Regions from separate parts of the Homo sapiens genome. Here region 2 is linked to region 1. Evidence: chromatin contacts called from ENCODE Hi-C or POLR2A ChIA-PET data. All regions are on one chromosome and are shown on one strand. The core of a region is the stretch at or near the end of the contact, and the rest is flanking DNA. Distances in the headings are between cores, read along the strand shown. Region 1 has its middle 170 kb from the start of LINC02272. Region 2 has its middle 95 kb from the start of LINC02272.

Region 1 (2,690 bases), core at 113-2,612:
AATTGTAAAACATAGAAATATTAACATAGCTATTAGAGATTATTCAGTGTTGCCTTGAGGCTCCAGTTAAAACAACAGAAATGAATACACTCCTCAAGTTTTAAACACAATGAAATGTTATGAACTATTTTTAAGAGAAAAATCCCTACCTACTTGTGTAACAAATTATTGCTATGTGTTAATGATATATGTTGACATAGCTCATATATAGCACATACATTGAGCAATAAATATTGAAATGTTTTCTTTATTCATGCTAGCCCTTTTCAATCCATTTTAAACATTTAAGGGGCTTTGTCATAAAATAATTTTTTATTAAAGTGAATTGTATATAAATCCCATTTTGCAATGACTATTTTTTTAAAAGACAAAGAAGAGAATGATAAATGAGCTTTCTGCTATTGATCTATTCAGCCACAGGGTGTCATTCTTGGAGTACAGATTAGCCTGTCTAGAAGCAATACTCTGGCAGCAGATACCAAACACCATATCATATTCAGTATGTTGAATACATAATGAAAGCTCCTGACTTTTAGCCTAATTTAATACTTCTTTATACTCAGCAAACTACATCATTAGACATTTTCCAGATCTGTTTTGTAATTTTTAAATTATCTTTAGAATAAAAGCATGAAGACAACAAACAAAATTTCTAGTGGACTCAACCTCAGTGAATTGAATTAGATTGCTAGTCTTGGGAAGATAGTGAGAGAAAATATACAATCGGTACTGCTCTCTTATATTCAGAGAGAGTTATAAGGAAAAACAACGAAGTTGACAGATAGCCATACTTATAAAAAGCATTTTCCCTTTAAAAGTTATTTCCATTTATTTCATCAAACTAATAGATTATATCGCACCAGTACATGGCTCAAGAAAACTCCAAACATGCTTGGTATAGCTATTTTATGCTGAATTTGCAAAGCGTTCTAGGCCGAAAGTTAACATAGACTATGGAACTATAGTCTCACCCAAATCAGTTTAAACTTGGCACCAAGTATCCCACTTTGTCTTCTCCCACATTGGGTACAACTCATCTGAAAAAGGGTAACTTTAACCATGGTGCATAAGTCATGAAAATGGCTTGGAAAGACCTCATTAAAATGGGGCCAGATAAAGGTTAAGAAAAAGGTGATATTAACCTGACACTTTGCTTCTCTCTTCTTTAATCACTGGTAATGTGGGGACACTTAAACCTCTATCATAAACTTAGATGGAAATTCCCTCATGCCTACTTACATTGCTCCCAGCCCATCATCATGTGTAGAAAACAGATCAATGTTTTACTCCTTCATTCAGAGAGCTTTTTTCAAATATGATCCCATAATAGAGAGAAAACCAGACATGATTCACGTACTCATGCAGCTTAGTCTCTAGTGAGTGAGAGAGACATGAATCAACCACGCAAGTAAGACATAACATTCCAATGTGGTTAGTGCTAAGAAAGAGAAACACACCACAGTGCTACAAATGCTTATTTAATTGGGAATTTTACCCATGACTAGAGAAGAATTTCCTGAGTTAGCCAGGGCAGAGCTAGGGTATGGTCAATGAGTAATACTAACCAATCAAATAGAGAACAGAGAGAGATCAAGTCTGGAGCCTGTCAGGAAGACAGTATCATGAGCTCCAGTAACTGAAGAGGTTCAGGTCTCATCAAACAGATGGTGAAGACAATGTGGTGGAAAAGGCTGAAATGGTAGTCAATAAGTCATGTCAAGGATTTCGGTCTTTGCTTTTTGGTCTTTATCCTAAGAGCAAGAGGAAGCCGATGAATGTTTCCAAGCAAGAGAAGGATGAGGGAGGGAAAAGTGTTGAATATTCTAAGGTGCAGATTTGCACTTTGAGAAAGATTATTCTGTTTAGGATGCAAAAGGAATTTTTAGTGGACAAAGGTGGTTCTTGGAAAACCAGTTACAAGCTAGAAGTTGGCGGCTTGTATTAAAGAAACAAAAGTTAAAAATCGAAATAAGATGGACTTGAGACATATAGAAAGGAATTCCTTACCTATCTAGGGATTCTGTGTGGGGATGAATCTTTGATTTCGTCTCATTAATGGCTGGTGAGACTCCATTGTACAAAAAAAAGTTGATTTAAGGGACTACACCTGACTGGGTGCAGTGGGTCACACCTGTAATCCCAACACTTTGAGAGGCCAAGGTGGGAAGATCGCTTGGGCCAGGAGTTCGAGACCAGCCGGGGCAACAAAATGAGAACTTGTCTCTTCCAGAAAATTTTAAAACTTTGTGAGGCATGATGGCTCACACCTGTAGTCCAAGCTGCTCTGGTGCCTAAGTCGTTCAACATCACCCCAAGAAAGGTAAAAGGAGGTTTCCTGACTTATGGTCACATATTTCAACTACTCATTCATATGTTTAGCTATATATCACCACATACTCCTCTAAAAATTATTATAACAATTTAGATTTTTACCAAAAAATGGAGACCCAATTGTCCCATGTTCTTGATACCTCTGAGCAATGTCAATCTTTTTTATCTTGACTTATAAAACTTGGTTTAAAAAAACTTACTCTCTTGTCATTTCCTCAATTAGGAAGCAGTTGAACACATTTTCACAAGTTTGTTAGCTATCTTTATATCTTTTACATGAATTGACTATTTTCATTTGCCCAATGCTAGCACAGTGTTTGACTTTTTCTGAAAGATTTATAAAAGCTATAGTTTTTATG
Region 2 (2,690 bases), core at 118-2,617, 71 kb after region 1:
AAAAAGCAGAAATAAGAGAAGAAGCTTATTTGCAGATAGAGAAGAGAGTGGACTTGATGTACAGAAAGAACCAAAAACAGTCCAGGTGCAGTGGCTTATGCCTGTACTCCCAGTAATTTGGGAGGCCGAGGCTAGAGGATCACTTGAGTCTAGGACTTCAAGACCAGATGGGCCAACATGGCAAAACCCCATCTCTATGAAAACTGCAAAAATTAGCTCGCTGTGGTGTCGTGTGCCTGTAGTTTTAGCTACTCAGGAGGCTGAGGTGGGAGGATCACCTGAGCCTGGGGAGGTGAAGGCTGCAGTGAACCATGATTTTGTCACTGCACTCCAGCCTGGGTGACAAAGTGAGACTCTGTCTCAAAAATAATAATAATAAAAAAAACTAAACAGAGCTCACTGTGGAGAGATGGAGATAGATGGGGCAGCCAAGTCCAATTCCAATTCCAGGAGATGTGATTGACAGTAAGTGGCAGTTGCTTGAGATAGCTAGGACAAGGCACTCTTCTTTACGTGCAAATGCCTATCAAGAGTTCCATGAATATCTCCTTTGTACACTCATCCTGCTCCATCTCTAACTTAGTTGTCAGTGTCTTTCAGAAGACTGTTACTGTTGTGAGAAAGAGATCTCAGTCATTCTGACTTAATCTATATATCTAACAGGCTCTCAATAAACATTTGGCCACTGTACCAGGGCTAGCGCAAAAATGTCATGGCAAGCTAGAACTTTCAAATCTATCTGTCTTCATTGACAGACTTTTAAGACTTTTCAGAATAAGAAAAGCATTGACTGAATGCTAAGAATATTCCTACTCTAAAGCATTGTGTTATGTCTAGCTCATGCTAGAATTTAAGGCCTCCCTTTCTCTATCTATTAGACCTAATTAATTACCAAATCTGATTCTTTCTCTGACTCTAAATACCTGTCTCATTTCCTTCCCACTACCGGACCTCACAGTACTTCCCTTAATTCAGGCCACTATTTTCATCCAGATCAGTTACCACTATCTTCTCACATGTCTTCCGGCCTCAGTTGTGACCCCCTCAAGTTAATTTTTTCATTCTGCCACCAGAAGATTCTTAAACACAAGTCTGATCATTGCACTCCAGTACATAAAATCTTGCAAGGCCAATCCCCCTTGTTTGTAGGATAAAATACAAATTCCTTTATACAGCAGACAAGGTCCTTCATGACCTGACACTCGTCCTCTTCAGCATCATTTCTTTTCATTATTATTTCTTTCCCTCTGCCTTTCTCTGTTCCAGCCCAACTAGCTCTTTTGGTTCCTTGAATATATCATGTTTTTCTCAACTCTGAAACCTCAAGCATGCTATTTCCTTGGCCTGGAACTCTGTCTGCCACAAACTCCAATGTCCTTAAAACACACATATTTCATCTGAGTCAGGCTGAGTCATCCTTCAGTATAAGCTCAGATACTTCTTCCTCAAGTGTTTCAATTACTACCTTATTCAGTCCCAAATTGAAGCTGGGTTTTGCTTCTGCACGCTTCTAAAAACCTTCTTGTATTTATAATATTATATTTGGCTGTAATACTCACTTTTTATATTATAAACTCATTATAAATAGGAACTCTATATAATGTCTAACCATGTTATCTGTAGCATCTAATGCAAAGCAAAGACACATAGTGGGCAATCATTAAATACTTTTTTAATTGAATGAAGTAGAACACCAGGATTCATTTGTACAGAGAGCAAGATAGGTATACATGCTGGCATATGACAGAATGATAAATAGACAAGCGTTAAGAATCTGGAGTTTTTGTGAGACAGGAAGCATAGTAAGATTTCTCTGTGTGTTTCCCTCCAGGAGTGATTCAGAGCAGGAGGATAGGAAAGGAGGATCCTATCTATTCTAAAAGACTGCCCCCAGTTCAGGATTACTTCACTCAGTCTATGGGCTAGTAAATAGATTGCATTTAAAGTAGGACTTTGTAATGTTTCGACAAATACAGAGAAATCCAAATGAAGAAAAGACAGAATGGTTTCTACTGGTATTGGAAAGGCTTATTTTCACTACTACATTTGTCCAAACCCTACAGATTAGTGATTAACTGAGAAATTAGTTTTGTCCTTCTTGTGTTCTAGAATAAGGTGAATAAACAATCACAAATAAAGTTTTGTCTCAAGATTTTAATTGTTCTACTGTTCCCACAGTATATGCCATTGTATTTTTAAAATATCCCACTTTCGTAAAATTGCAATAATAGCAACTAATCTTATAGATGGAGAAAATATAGGTTGGTACAAAAGTAATTGTGGCTTTTGCCATTATAAGTAATAATAAAAATCACAATTACTTTTGCAACAACCTAAATATATATATATATATATATATATATATATATATATATATATACACAAATAATGTCAAGATACCACTAACCACGCTGTGAGTAGAAGAGCAAGTATTAATATTAATCTTTACTTTTTAGCCTGAGGCCTAAGATGACACTAATGTTATCATTATCATCATCAGCATCAGCATACCCTTCCTTCTAAGAGCTGAGATTTGTTGAGCCTTTACTTTGTACTTTTCATGCATTATCTTATTTAATGACAACAATAACCCAGTAAGTCAGTACTCTTATTACTCCATTTTTTACGTTTAAAAAATCAAGCTTAGACAAGTTAATAATATTCCCAACGTCACACAGCTAGTGGAGGGA

The links. Hi-C counts contacts between places; a loop is a spot of excess contacts on that map. ChIA-PET counts read pairs that join two places held with the same protein, here RNA polymerase II (POLR2A). Pooled maps may share reads with other maps.
Region 2: a loop to region 1 is called in a map of aorta, with 2.1 times the contacts of the local background. The contact joins two enhancer-like sites. A Hi-C loop is called at or near these places in 4 of 168 maps with a recorded cell type or tissue (aorta, ascending aorta, chondrocyte and 1 more) and 3 of 50 pooled maps. POLR2A ChIA-PET finds 5 or more read pairs at or near these places in 3 of 52 experiments (H1, MCF 10A and PC-9).

What each region holds. Positions count from the first base shown.
Region 1 is chr4:156,475,054-156,477,743 of GRCh38, forward strand. No RefSeq gene overlaps it. Among named protein-coding and RNA genes, the nearest start is that of LINC02272, 170 kb to the right of the region's middle. Within about 2 kb of position 1,363, at least 3 of the 41 ENCODE cell types and tissues checked have a DNase peak (open chromatin) inside an H3K27ac peak, as active enhancers do.
Region 2 is chr4:156,546,249-156,548,938 of GRCh38, forward strand. No RefSeq gene overlaps it. Among named protein-coding and RNA genes, the nearest start is that of LINC02272, 95 kb to the right of the region's middle. Within about 2 kb of position 1,368, at least 2 of the 41 ENCODE cell types and tissues checked have a DNase peak (open chromatin) inside an H3K27ac peak, as active enhancers do.